Regions from separate parts of the Mus musculus genome. Here regions 1 and 3 are each linked to region 2. Evidence: chromatin loops called from intact Hi-C (ENCODE). Cell type or tissue: left cerebral cortex. All regions are shown on one strand.

Region 1 (5,000 bases), 120 kb before region 2:
AGGTGCCAACCCAGTGAGTCTTCTCTGAGGGCTCTCTTATTGATCTAAAGATAGTGGTCTACTTGATGCCTCTTCACCTGCTACCTGCATTTATATCTCTGGTATGTTCAAATTTCTCCCTCTAATAACGACACCTTGCTTTATTTTATTCTATGCTACCTTTTTAAATCATGTATCTCCCACTAAGGTCACATTTCAACAATAGGAGTGAGGGTTTCTTGAATGTCCCTCACATCACCAAAGGATTTTACCCCTGTAAGCTGAGTTGACAGTTCTGCTGTGCCAAGGAATGAATTGTAGGCATGATTTTTGGATACAGATTTCCTGCTATGGTCAAAGCTATTTGACTTGAGTGATTGTCATCATTCTCAGCCCACAGGGATCAGGTTGCATTCATTTAAGAAATGGTGTGTATATTAAGATGGTCTATCCATGAAGTCATTCATCAACTGTTTCAATGAACAATGGTTCTGCTTGGAGGGTGGCACAGACGTTAGGTGAGGGTAAGATTCTGGTTCATTGGCTGTGATGATTTTGAAAAGCATTCATCTCAGAATAAGAATAACTTATAAAGTCCTCTTCTTCAAAGTTGATACAATAATTATAAATATCAAGCAAAGCCTTCAGCCTTATTACCATGAGCTCGAATGTCCAAAAACTGTTCTTATTTTGTGTTTGTACCACAGTAAGAGACAAGATTTTAAGCTCTACTAAAAACAAAACAAATAAACAAAAATACTTTATCTATTTATGTTCATTAAAAATTAATAGTGATATATTATTTTAAAATATCATACAGTTAATATGTCTGGAGTTATTTAATATTTATATTGAGAAAAATGTATGTATTTTCAGTGCTGCTGTAGACAAATATCTACATAAGACTGTTCAATTGATTGTTGTTTTATATCAAACAACTTTTATAATACTCATTTTTTATTGTTACAATAGTCTTTACATTTTAAAGAATATGATAAAAAATGAAAGATACTGCAAGTTTTGAAAGGGGGGCTCTCTGGGAGGAGTTGAGGTACAAAAGAAAAAGAAGAATGTGACATGTCTATTTGCTCAAAATATGTTATTAAATGTTAACAGATTTATATAAAAAGTTAAATTACATTTTTAAAAAAAGAGAGAGAAAAGGAGTGAGGGTTTCATCACATAAACTGGGATGGGATTTGGGAACCACAATTCAGCTGTCAATACTAACTTAGTGCTATGTTAACACAAGGCAACCTTAACTATGTGCTGCAGATGCTACGTTGGAAAGGTAGCTGCAGGGACACAAAGTATACCCCTTTGTACATGAGCTAGATAGGACGGGGGATAGAATTTAAGGAAAGATAGAGTAGCATCAACAATGACTATTGGAAGAAAGTGTCACAAAGAAATAGCACACCCTCTCTGTCTTAAACAGTATTGTAAACACACAAAAATAATGGAGTTTCAACTGTGGGTTGTTTTCCATCTTGGCTCTTTCTCAAGTAAAGATGGATTTACTAGAAGCAAATGGAACTCGACTTCAAGATCCCTCAGGATCTTTCCAGGGCAGTTGATCTCAATTTATATCCATAACTTTGCCTCCATTGTAGAGAGGGAGAGGGCTTTGGACCCCACAAAGCCTGGTTCTGTTTCTTGACTGGAAGTATTTTTAGACATTTTTTTGGAAGGATAGTTTGAAGTATTTCTTGAACTAAAAACTTAGAGTTGAGTATTAACTCATAAGAAGTAACAGTTGGTAAGCTTGATAAGGTAAGATTCAGAAAGATATCGAGGAAAACTACTAAAACCTGCATTCTGGCCAACGTGCACCTTTGACTGACTTCCAAACCTCAAGTGCTCAGAAATATCCTGGTCATATATTTGTCTCTCTGACTTTCTCTCTCTGTCTGAACCCCTCCCACCCCCATACACACACATACAATTATTGATGCAACTACTATGCAACTCATTTAAAAGTGATCTCTGTGTGTTTGATGATTGCAGTTGAAAATATTCCTTGACCATAGTTAGCTTCCTTTCATGGGAACCACTGTCTCTCACTCCTTCTGTATACTTACCATAAACCCTTCACTGTAAATTCCCTTAGGGGACACATATCAAAGGCAAGTAGTGTGGTATTTGGGGGGAGGGTCAAGTATGGCTAAAAATTATTCGTCTTTCTCTGTTTTTTTTTTTTAAATGTTTTTAAAGCAAACATTTTATTTTATTTATTTATTTTGGGAATTTTTTTTTTTTACAGTCCAGTCTTCATTCCCCTCCTGTTCCACCCTTGACTGCTCCCCATTTCATGCCTCCTCCCACTGTCTCTAAGAGGATACCCTGGGGCCTCAAGTCTCTCAAGAGTTAGGTGCATCTTATCTCACTGAGGCCAGACCAGGCAGTCCTCTGTAAAGCAAACATTTTTTTTTCCTTTTTTTTCCTTTTAATATTTTTATTAGGTATTTTCCTCATTTACATTCCCAATGCTATCCCAAAAGTCCCCCATACCCTCCCCCACACACACACTCCCCTACCCACCCACTCCCACTTTTTGGCCCTGGCGTTCCCCTGTACTGGGGTATATAAAGTTTAAAGCAAACATTTTAAATAATGCAAAAACCACTACTGCAAAGTGGACCTTGCCAGGACTTTTCCCAGATAAGAATCAGTTTTGTGATTTTCCCTTTAAGACTTTCAGTGTTTCCTATTGAGTTTCACCTGGAGACCCTCCATAAAACAGCCCTGACAGTGCCGATATAAAGGTGGCTCCTAGTTGAAAACCATCCGAAGCGAGAGAGAGATGAAACTGGTGATGCAGGACAGTTCAATTTGCCTAACAAAGCAAAATTCCCGAACCGAGTTACTCTTGCAGCACTGTAATCAGCCATGTTTCTTAAAATGCCTGGGTTATATCGAGCCCCACTCACACTATGGTAATTATCAGCTGCCACCAGACAGACGTGCTGCATTCCCTTAGACTTTTTTTTTTCCTTCTTCTTCTTCTTCAAAATGTCAGCTTGTAATCTGAAGGAAAATTACAAACCCTTCTTTTTAAGGGATGTTTAAAATAAACTCACAAAGGCACCGAGTCTGTTACAATTACTGTCCTGTTTTCAGGCAGCAATGCCCCAGCTGGTGTTTTATCTCTGCAGCTTTCGAAAGTTTAGCCACGGTGGAAGGAGCAATAGTCTCTTAGATAACAGCAAGCCAGGCCAGGCTGGCAGGAGGTGCTTAGTTCTCTTTGAGAAGCTTTCAGATTCTATTCCATATAAACACAAACCATCCCTGAACAACATCATGATGGGTACCGCCGGACTAAAATGTCAGTGCTTCAAACATCCAGCATCAGTCAACTTTTGCAGGGTACCAATAATAATGCACAGGTTTACTTGTTTTTATTTAATAGCTACATAAAGCCTGCATTGAGTAGAGTGTTTTATGTTAATGACAACATTCCCAATTAGATGGACAATATAGATCATCTTGACAGGCCATCATTCTTGGTTTTAACAACCGCATTTTATACCATGCACCATAGAGCTGTATCTTCCCACTTGTAAAAAGAAAATGAAGTACCTACCAGTCAAAGACATAATGGGCAGAAGTCTACTGAGAGAATATGTTAGCATGACAAAATCCACGGGAGTTAAAAGCACCCAAGGTTTACGAGAAGATTCTGCCAGGGATGCTAAAAAGCCTTTTCAATGATACAGTTGAATCACCGAGAAGTGGGCAGATTTCCAGTCTGGACATTTGAAGGTACACAATAGTATCAGAATGGTCCACTGAAGATTTGGACACCTAGCATGCTGCTGTGATTATGAGTCAACTATGAGCAGCAAGGGTATTTGTGGTCTGACCTGTAGCATCAGTTTCTGCATGTGAAGTTCCAGGGGTTCTCCTCCAACCTCAACTTTCTATATCAGGTTCCATAAAAGGTAAAGAAAAACTGGATTGTTTTTCATGAATTCAATGAAATTCGGCTGGAGTTTCCAGACCAGCTTTATCCTATCCTTATGACTAGATAGCCCCAGTCAGTGTTCCATTTACACACCTAAAAGAAGAGTGTGCAAGGCGGGATTTGAACACTGGCTGCACCTCTTCACTGACTGTGTGACCATGGGCAACGGTACTTAATGTCTAAAACTTTATTACATTCTTAATGAAGCCAGACTTACATTCTCTATTTTATAAAGCTAAGATAATGAATATAGATATTTCTAATCCATAGTGTTCAATGCCTGCAACAGAGTGTGTGCACAATAATAATATTTAGTAGGTGTATGGACCATATACATGAACAGGTATGTAAATAAACCATGGGGTTTCACCCACATATAATCCGTGTTCTTCTGACCTTGTGTTGGCCTTCACTTCCAGGCAAATGTTGGATTCTCCTTTGAGAAGCGTCCTCGTGCCCTCAACTGTTCCTCACTCATCCCGTGAGCATTCTTCCTCTGGACGCATTCTTAGGTCTGTCTTCTAAATGTCCTTTCAATAGACTCCAAGTCTGAGACAAATTGGGAATTAGTGGTTTTCATGTCATTTCATCAAAGTTAAGAAGTTACCTGAATATGTTAAACCCGTTCCATAACCAGATAAGCAATCCAGAACATGGATGTAACATTGTACATTTTAATTATCCTCTTTCCCTAAACTTCACAGCAGCTTAAGGTGAGTGTACCATCTAGTTTAATGAGTCAACCCAAAGTCTAGCACTGCACAGGCAATATGAACAAAGTGGAATACAATTAGGTCATTGTCTATAACAAATAGAAGCGACCTTTATTTCAGTATAGCTCTGATTACTTCTACCCAAACTGTCTCGTGTGTTCACCATTCAAATTATTTAATCTAGCCAAACAATAAAATCGAGCTACTATACAAGGTACTCACATATCACGAACAAACATTTTAGTGTGAGTCCCTAAGAACTCTTCTCGTCCCCTTGCTTCAGCACAAATTATTTCATTATCTTGATTTTAAATTTCTTTACTTACCCAATTTCTGTGGAGCAG
Region 2 (5,000 bases):
AGAGTCAATAACTACTACTGAAACTCAATAGAGCCATTCCCCTCCCATTAAAAAAATCTGTTCACCCTTTGATGAAATTGATCCATTTGTCATTAGAACCTTAAGAAGAAGCCATAAATATTGCTTAGTTCACCTCAACCAGGTAAAAAAAAATTCTCACAACCCACAGTAAATTCATTTAATATTTATGTTATATCCTGTGGTGTTAAGAGAAAAAAAATGGAAGAAAACATCAGAAGAACGCAAACATGGAAACTGTTTTAGTGAAGAGGGATTTATATACATATATAAAGATGGAAGTGACTGGAAATTCACAATGGAAAAAAAAAGTCTGAACAGCTCATGCAAGTTATGAAGGTTGAGTAAGTTATTTAAGCTACAAAAACAACACAGACTGACTAAAATCTATGTCTCATCAAAACTTATTCAGAAGTGTCTAGTTTTTAAGATATTATACAGTAGTTAAAAGTATCAGACTGACGTGACTAATTTCTGGGTGTTCAGTAACCATACTTGGAGACAATACTAATGTGGTTAGGGAGACATAAAAGGAGAATATTTTCTCCCCTGTGCTCCAAGGTCAATGAGGTCCCAGGAGACTATGAGACATCTCCTGAAATGCTGTATAACTGTGGAAAGTCACCTGTTCTGTTGGAGGAGGGCATAGAGTTCTTACTTAATGATTTTGAACCAGTATCCAGTCTACAAAGAAGACAGTCAACACAGAGGAAAGATTTTTGTCAATATTTCCAAGGGAAGCCACAGTGAAGGGTCTTTTTGACTTATCATCTCATGTATGGACAACTCTTCAGTTGTCATCAGCCTGTCTCCATGGTAGGCTCAAAAGTCACCCTAGAGTAAAGACAAACTCGGTTCATTCCTGTTTATGATTAAACCTCTGTTTCTCAAGGATTGGGCTATGCCCCGCCTGTAACCTTAACTATAAATGTTTCTGTACTGCCTCTTCCAGGAAATGGCAATCAACTCTGAGTTTCAACAAGTTGTTTATAACCAACTTGCAACCCTACCTTTGTTTCAAAAGAATTGTTCTGCCTACCTTACAATGACTACCTGTTGTAAGGACCCTCTTGGAATCATGTCTTATTCCAGGAGGTCATTGTGATGAACTTGCTATGCTTACGTTCTGCTCTTACAGCCCAAGCTGTTTTGCCCACCAAATCCCCTATTTGGAAACTTCCCTACCTTTGAGCTATAAAACCCTTTTGTTCCTCACATCTAATCCTGACCCCTCAAACCTGCCTCAGGGAAGACAGCCTGTACATACAAATAGAAATGTTTGCTTTAATTAACTGCTTGCCTTCATTCATTTGGCCATGAGAATTTGGGTCAGTTGTATTTCTTTTTCCATCTTGGGGATTCGGAACTGGTAAAAGAAAGGCCAAAGGAGCCTAGGGTTCCTCTCAAGGGATCCCTGAATACCAGATCCCCAACTGGCCTAGACAATACAAAAAGTAATTAATTTGCCCAGCTGCACATTATTAAACACTCAGCAGGAAAGTATAACCAAAGACTAGAGATTGGTCACCATCCAGGAGCTTATACTCCCCAGACATTAGATATAAGTCTACATGAGATGGTATTTAGACAAGTCTACCTCAATAATTATTTGAGTCTTTTTTTTTTTTAATGTTGCTCAGATATAGCACTTCAAAGGTTGGCTCACTGCAGCACCAGGCTCCAGCCAAAGGAGACAAATCCACCATTGTTTTAAACTAAAGCTTAACTGATGGTTAAATATCTCTTTTCTCTCCCTATCTAGAAGCCATATGGAAGGGCATACATTGCCTTCCAGCTGATCCAACAGCCACCAAAAGGAACCTTCTGGGCTCTGGAGAACAACCTGAGAGGATGAAGAAGCATGAGGAGCCCAATAGATGGGGGATCTTGCGAGTTCATAAAGAGATTTTAATGACTAATGGACGTTTAAACTCTCTATCTAGGCACAAGCCAAGGACTTGCAATCATGTATCTGATAGTTGGTGTCTTTTAGATAAGACCCTTTGGAGGGAGAGTCTCTTAAACTGCTGCATCTAACACCCCAAATTCAACTATAAGAAGTCAGGCCAATCAGCACCCCAATCTCATAATGACAGTTGGGCTTACGTCTTCGGAAGGAGAAGGAGTGATAAGAACAGGAGGTAAAAAACTGGCTAGGGAGTTTAGGGTAAAGAAAAATATCCACTTTCTTTCTTAACCAAAAGCTGGAAATGTCTCATCGGTCCCAAGGCAGCTTCACCCTTGCCAGAGGCAAAAGATACCAAAAAGCATTGGGCAGCTCTGATCTCTGATCTAGTTCCTAACCGTATTTTGAAGTTACTTCTTTGGGGAGGCAGAATGTTAAGGCAGCAATGAAAACCTGTTTAGAGAAATTTCTGGTGCTCAAGAGAAGATAAGCCCCTGGGTGCTGGCCTAATATTACAACGGGGCCAGGTCAATCTCCTGGTCAAAGGACCATGCCTAAAAGGTTGGCTCACCTTAAATCATGCAGATGAAATAGCCAGGCTCATTAATTCTTTGTCCTAAATCAACTACCACAGGTATTCCTTCCCTCTTGAACCTGCTTACTAGAAGAGGGGACAGAAAAAGAGAGCCCAGAACTTAGTGAGTTTAAAGAAAAGAATGTTTAAAAACAAGAAGGATTTATAAGAAATATTTAATATATTTCTGTGTTTTCTATTAAATACTATAAAACTTGCATTCCTGATAAGGAATTCAAATCTTTGTATCTTCCCATAAGTACCTTGAAAGACTTTTATACAAATATTTTAATCTCCCACACATGCAAAACCTTAGTTTACAGAAAAAGACCCCCTGCAACTTTCCAGGAACAACGATCCCTGCCCCCTTCCTCCTTCATTTCCGGTGTGACTGTTGACTAAGGGTTGGACCCCAGCCAATGGGAAGGACACAGTCACTATCTGGGTTAGAACAAAAGCCAAGTGTATTATTTGCCTTTCTCCGTGTGTTCGATCTTCCAAGCACACACTCTTGATTAAGAGTAAAGCTTGCCCTATCTACACACACACACACACACACACACACACACACACACAAATAGCTGTTCACCCCTTTTGTAACAAGTGTCAAGATCGGGAGTTCACATGAAGGAGGAGTGTTTGTTTATGAGAGTGTTTGTTTGCCGGACAGGATTTCACCTTGTAGCCTAAAATGGCTACTCACTCCTCCTGCCCCAGCTTCAAACCTGTTGAGATAACAGGCATTTGCCACCACATTTAGCTTGCAATGAGGGCTTTCATTAAAACAACACAATTTACTGGTGATAGATTTCCCTTGGTGAAATGAGCCAATTTAAGCCAGATTAGATTATATTAAAGGCAGGTTTACTGGAAAGCTGTTCTTCGATGGCCCCAAGGATTGAGGCCAGGAAAGTCACCATGAGGAGATGGCAGTGAGAGAAAGAATGGGAGAGTGCGCAGAGAGAGAATGGAGGGGGAGGAGGGAGAGGAGGAGGAAGGGAGTGGGAGAGAGAGAGAGAGAGAGAGAGAGAGAGAGAGAGAGAGAGAGAGAGAGAGAGAGAGAGAGAGAGAGGAGAGAGAGACCTCTGGGGAAAGGGCAGCCCAGCCCCAAGGCTGGAACGTTCAAGGTTGGGGGCGCAGGGAATGCCAGGAAGGGACTGAGGGATGCTGGAAGAACCTGGAAGCCAGGTCTGTTTTGATATATAAAATGTTCTCCGGCTCCAAAACTAAACAATTGGCATTATAGATGGTTTCCCTCTAAAGGATGGTATGAGGAGTTCCTAGCTGAAGATTACAAACCCAGGCGGTAGAGAAATGGATACTTCTTTGAAGTATTTAAACTGAGTTTTTAAGAGGGACTCGGGTCTCACCCAGGAAACAGGTATAGAGAAAAAAAAAAAAAAGAGGGGCTAAATGTTCAATCTGTCAACACCAGAACATCTGTGAACAACTTCAGACCAGAAATTGAGCCACTGGTATTTGATCACTGGCCTGAAGAAACCCCTTTGTCTGTGAGGGGCTATAAGCATATACCATGCACCTCCTAGCGTTCTTGAAAGCATTTCGTGAAGTCAGCGTGTTGCTTCCTAAGACAGACAGAAGATGGAGGACCGATACAATTCAAGGTTTCCGAAAGATTCTCATTAAGTGCTTGGCCTTGTACTCCGTTCTGTATGCCAAGATGGACGATGCTGACTGCCACCGGGGTTAAAGCCTCGACTTTATCTCCCGACCTTGACTCTGTCCTGACTCCGGCTACTTCCGTGTCAAGCTGTCCACCACAGTCAAAGCCCCCCAGGAGCTGGCATCCGACCGAGGCTGTTGGCAAGTGCATTTTCGACTGGCTGTTGAAGCTGGTGAGCCACAGAGTCATCTCGGGAGGAGAGTGAGGTGGCATTCGCAAACGCACAAATGAGTAATGTGAGCCTGCCGAGCCTTCTGCTCCTAAAAAACAGATTTCTGTGACAGAATTAGATAAAGACCTATTTCAAACTTGCATAACTCAGCATTATGCTATGCAAATCTTCATGCTTTTAATTTCCTGCTAAATTTCATGGTCCAAAAAAATCAACAGATGCTGAAGAAAATTATATTTATGTAAAAGAGCTTCTAATTCAATATGAAAATAATAAAAGAGTGAAGCTTTCTCGTGCAACTCAAAAAGAAGAATCTGGGCAGAATGTTGAAGTCCAAGAGCTTCCCCTAGGGTGTCCTGGCATAATACAGTGACCAGATGAAACCAATACAACCCTGTCTCACACACACACACACACACACACACACACACACACACACGTGTCCTCTCTCTCTCTCTCTCTCTCTCTTCTTCTTCTTCTTCTTCTTCTTCTTCTTCTTCTTCTTCTTCTTCTTCTTCTTCTTTTTCTTCTTCTTCTTCTTCTTCTTCCTGACACTTCTTCACAACTTTTTAATAGCATATTTTTCAAGTTATCTGAGTATTCTGGGGCCTTTTGAGGATATAGCTCCTAGTCTCTACTCATTCCA
Region 3 (5,000 bases), 170 kb after region 2:
GTCAATACAATTATACCATTATAAGGAAGGAAAGGACTGCACCTATGAAAATTGCCAAATATGTTATTGCCTCTTCAATATAACATCAAAAACAGTCACTTCTGTATCTGAAAACACATTTACAAAACTACCCTATTATTTAATAGAAAATTGTCTTGTGTTGCTTTTAATGTATACTACTATATCTCCAGATCAATTAATCCATGGGATAAATTAAGTCCAAGATGAAGATGATGCGCTCATATAATACACAGGGGCATTTCTGAGTTCAGGCAGCTCCATATTTTCTAAGGAAAAGTGCTGAAGGGTGAGCACTAGCCCAGGACCCCATGGACTTGCTGGACACCATGAGGCTTCAGTCTCATCTCTTGCACCAGAGGAAAATAAGAAACCCTAATTAAGCAACTCAGCAGTTTTACACCGAAAAGTATGTCATTTGGGGAGGTTTTAGGATGAAGCCCTGCAGGAGGGGGGAATTGAACTTCCTAAAGCTCAGCTGCTTCTATACTGGTTTCAGCTTTAATTTTGTATCTGAAGCATAAAAACACACAAATCAAATATACAGTACAATTACCCTGGCTATCTGAGAGCGAGTTTATCATATATGCAACTCACATGAAGTGCACACAACTATGTTCTGGGACATGCATGTTTTCACTTGTGGGTACATCTTTGGATACCAATAAAAATTTCACTGCAATCATGCTCTATAGTAAGGAGTTTCGGTGATTTTTCGTGAGCATATACTCTACAACATGCATCTTATGAGTTAGAATTACAGCAAACCCACAAAGTGAACAGATTCTAGTTTAGTCTATTATGGGTTTTGCTGGTGCAGCATGCAATGATTCACTTAATACTTTAATGTCAAATTCTTGATTAAAATAGAATGCATAATTCAATTTTCTATGGGGACTTCCTTGGAGAAAAGCGGGGAAGTAGCCAAGAGTTCATAAATGTGTCTGCGTTATTCTAAAAGATACTTCGGGGTGAGAAAATACTGGAAATTACCTAAATGAAATTTAATTAATTTGTTTTTCTAATTGTAGATTTGAAATAGTAGCAGGAAGGGCTATTTATTGTATCACATCAACCAATTCTCTGTGATAAACAGAGAGAGAGAAATACCCAGTGCCAGTTTTACATGTCAAGGGCACAGCTCAGAGGTTGGTAATGTCTACCCTGGTGGAAGATATAAATGGAAAAATTATTTTCAGCAGTTTTATCATGGAAAATTTGCTTTTAAACTCAAGTATTTTCTTTTCAAGCCTTTATATTATTTTAAAACAAATGCTACCCGACAGGGAACATACATAATGCAGTACTTGTCTTACCGGTGTGCTTTGGAGAAGACTATGAAACTACCAATTCTTCCAATTCAGGGTTGAAAAAAGCAAAACAAAACACTTACAGATCACTTTTTTTGATGTTTTTTTCTCAAGCTAAGTGATGCTGAAAATAACACGGATAAGGTCTAAATTGTTCGGGGGAAGGGGGAACCTTTAGTTCAAGCAGAGATTACAGAAAGATGGGACAGGATACACATCTTTAAATGTGTGGATACAGTCAAGAATATCCTTTTTTAAAGTAGAAGTAATCATGAGCGGTTTTCTTTTGAACTGGTTGGACCAGAGTCGGCTACCTTTTACCGTCTAAATACTGCACGGTACTCTGCATGATTTTTTTTTTTTTTCTTGTTCCTTTCTCCTCGGGAAAGATGAGGGCAGGATTTAAGTATTATGAATTAAAGACCCACTAGCTCGCCACAGGTAGGAAAAAAAAAAAAAAAAAAAAAAAAAAAAGCAGCAGCCGCAGCAGCAAACCCAAAAGAGAAACACGAGGACTTCAAGCGGACCTTGCGAGGCCTGCTTGCACCGGCTAGAGGACACGGTTTGGGCGCTGCAGCGGGGATCCCCGGTGTCGGTGGCCGGGCCAGCGCGCCTACAGGGCGAGTGGGCTCTCTTCCCAAAAGGGAAGGCACTTTGGCTGTCGGGCGAGTGCGTCACCGTCCGGGACAGGAGACAGGTCCGCTAGGGAGTGGGCGCCGAGCCGCTCTCCCGTCCCGTGACCCGGCATCGCCTCCACCCGGGGGCGACTCGAGCGGGACCCCAAGTGAAGGGCGTCCCACTGCGGCGGCACTCGTCGCTCTCCGGCTTCCTCACGTTGCAGGAGCCGCCGGGCCGCGCGCCCAGGCACCGGCGGTGACGGACGGAGTCACCGCCCCCTCCTCCCCCGCCGCCCCCTCCCGCGGCCCTCCCCGGCCCCGACACGTCATGGAAACACAGACGTCAGAGCCCCGACGGCCAATCGGAAGCCGCCGCAGGAGGGGAAGGGAGGGGGCGACAGCGCAGGAGGGGGCGGGGGCAGCCGGGAGCCCGGCGCGCAGGGAAGGAAGAGAGGGAGGGGCGCGCGGAGGCGCGAGTCGCCCGCCCCGCACTACAGGCCACCCTTTCCACACCGCGCGCTGCAAGTTCTGATCCCCGCCGCCTCACCCCACCCCGGGCGCGCGCTCGCCAGGCGGGGCCGCGCTCGCCGGATCCTCCCCTTAAACGCCCTCTCCGGGAAGCGCCAGTCCCGGTCCGAGCGGCGCTACCTCCGCTCGTGCGCGCGCGCGCGCCCGCCCGCCCGCCCTCAGGCTCCCCGCGGGCCGCGTCACGTGACCGCGCCCAGCCAAGGCGGCAGCGGCGGCCGCGCGAGCATCCGCAGCGGTGGCAGAGGCAGCGGGAGCAGCTGCGCTGCCAGCGTGGAGCGGGAGGCGTGGAGGTGTGGAGAAGAAGGGAGCGTCGGACCGGAACGGGTGAGCGCCCTCCTCCCCCCTTGCCTGCTCGGGCGGTCTCGCGGGTCACCCGGTGCACACCGGGCCCCTGCCCCGGAGCTGGCCGTTGCCCCTTGAGCTCCGCGTCTGCGGACCGGTGTCCCCGGACCCCGCCCCGGGTTGCACCCCGCCCGTTGCTGCTGCTGTTGCTGCTGCTGCGGACGCCGGCGCGGGGCCGGTTGAGCTGCTGTGCCGAGCGCGGCGCGCCCTGAGCGCGGCTTTGCGGAGCGGAGGAGGCGGGTCCTGCGGGGACGCGAGCGGCCACTCGGCGGCCGCCGGGCTCTGGGCGGGGGCCGGCCGGGCGCCGCCTCCTCCTCCTCCGCCGCCGCCTCCTCGCGGTGCAGCGTGAGTAGGGAGCCCCGGCTGGTGGACGCCGAGTCTCTGGGCTCCGCCGCCGCCGCCTCCTTCCCGAGGTGCAGCCGCACCTCCGCGTGGCGCCCCGAACCCAGCGAGCCGGCTGCGGGCACGTCCCGCGACCCCTCGCCGCCATCCCCCGGACCCACCCGCCTAGCTTTCCTTGATTCTTCCCCTCGGAAAAAATGGTTCCCGCTGCGGGCGAGGTGAGTGGCGGCCGGTGGCTGCCCGCGGCGGGGGCGGCCACCTGCGGGGGAGGCCGGGTGGGGCGCGCAGGGCGCGGCGGGGGTCCTGACAGCTGGGCGCGGGGTGGAGCGCGGCGGGTCCCCGCGAAGTTGGCGGCGCCGCCGGGGTTCGCTCCTGCTAGGAGACCGTAAAGGTGAGGAGGCTTCCTCTCCGCGCGCCTCGGCGCCGGGTCCAGCTCGGAGTCGCCGTCCCGGTGGCTTCTCGTCTACACCCGAGGGCTCTCGGACTTCGCGGGGCTGCCCCTGCTGCCGCCACAGCCCATCTGAACACCGGTCGCCCCTACCCCGGCATGTGGTGACCTTGAGGGCAGCGGTGCCCCGGCACTCCCTCTTCCTGCGACCCGGGAGGGTCACCCATTTAATCCCTGGCTTGGGCCCCCGGGAGGTACTGCCCGTGCAAGGTGAAGGTTTGTCGTCGGCCCCCCGGAGAGGATGGTGTGATAGATGCCTGTCAGACAGGACGGTGACTCCCGGGGAGTTGAAGAGCCGCCTGGACGCTCTCTTCAGGTCTTGAGTCTGGCCCCCCAGGATGTTCACGGGTGCTTCCGATTCATGTTTATGTACTTAGTTTAAAAGGGGGAAAATCTGCTCTGTCCTCGGAAAGGGTCAGTAAGAAAGGAGGGTGGCATTCCTATTGCGGGGGTGGGGGGGGCGGAGGTGGCGGGGGCTTCTTCTCTATTTCATCTTGCAGGAGAATTTTGTGTCTTAGCTAGTTAGCGACCCCTGGGTCTGCGCCTCGGTCTTTGCCCAGGTTGGTCTCTGCACATTTCAGTCACCAGTTTACTGCGGGACTCTAGCATTGGGAATGCTTTTGCTGTTGCGGTGATCGGACCCGCAAGGGGAAGCTGGGGCTGGTCTGCGTGGGTAAAAGGGTCTGCAGGACCTTGGTAAGGACGCGAACCTCCTCGGTAGGCTGTTTTTTTTACCCTTCCTAGGGGTTAGAGCGCTGCAGACAGCCACCTTTGGCTGCTATGCATGCTACTTTTCTGGGTTTATTAATAATCTAATGACTCCTGTCGGTATCGATTGCTGTTCCTGATAAATTAGTTATATGGATTTTTTTTTTCATACGAGTGGAGGTATATGCATGTCTGGACTGTCTGCCTTTCAACATGGAAGGCTTTGTTGTGCTTCACCTCCCCCACCTGAGGACAGTCTTACTTTAAAATAAGGTTCTTGATCCTCAGCGTAGGTGTATTTTATAATAATAAGTACTTGTAAGGACCTGGTTTGTACAAAGCGCGCATAGGGCATCCCTTTGGATAGTGGCCCATTTGAGTGAATGGAGAGCCTTCACTTGCCCTGCCACCAGCTTTCCCTAGGGAGACTCCCTGTCCTTGTGTGTGGCAGAGCCGGATTGGGGGAATTAAAAGAGGGATTGGAAGGGGGAGAATCTGCTTTTTGTACTTGTATGTTTCATTTAGCACCCATCCCTTTTTTTCCCCTTCCTGGTCAGTTCAAATTTGAAGTAAATAGAAATTTTTTTTTTTTTTTCTTGTTGAGAGCTTTTGAAAGCTGGTGTAGGAAATTGGGCCTTTTAAGCCATGTTTTCAGGGAGATGTTTTACTTTCTACCGTGCTTTGGAT

Evidence for each region. A loop is a pair of places that touch in the nucleus more often than their neighbours do. Peaks named below come from ENCODE experiments on the same cell type or tissue, not always from the same donor. Only the 100,000 strongest peaks of a DNase experiment are listed, where the experiment ranks them.
Region 1: it touches region 2 in a loop (1.9-fold over the local background); 2 of 42 quality-filtered maps call a loop at or near these places.
Region 3: a loop joins it to region 2, with 2.6 times the contacts of the local background. A loop is called at or near these places in 4 of 42 quality-filtered maps.

Annotation. Positions count from the first base shown.
Region 1 is chr10:98,621,970-98,626,969 of GRCm38, forward strand. No RefSeq gene overlaps it. Among named protein-coding and RNA genes, the nearest start is that of Gm34297, 87 kb to the left of the region's middle. In left cerebral cortex, no CTCF peak of the experiment used is centred here; DNase peaks (open chromatin) are centred at 2,935 and 3,092; H3K27ac peaks cover 741 bases.
Region 2 is chr10:98,738,661-98,743,660 of GRCm38, forward strand. No RefSeq gene overlaps it. Among named protein-coding and RNA genes, the nearest start is that of Gm40750, 66 kb to the right of the region's middle. In left cerebral cortex, no CTCF peak of the experiment used is centred here; DNase peaks (open chromatin) are centred at 2,968, 3,400 and 4,398; H3K4me3 peaks cover 259 bases; H3K27ac peaks cover 472 bases.
Region 3 is chr10:98,911,997-98,916,996 of GRCm38, forward strand. It overlaps Atp2b1 (ATPase, Ca++ transporting, plasma membrane 1), which reads left to right and starts at 3,156. Exons shown (of 21, transcript NM_026482.2): 1 at 3,156-3,375. In left cerebral cortex, CTCF peaks have their summits at 1,868 and 3,112; DNase peaks (open chromatin) are centred at 2,039, 2,447, 3,018 and 4,656; H3K4me3 peaks cover 3,559 bases; H3K27ac peaks cover 4,194 bases.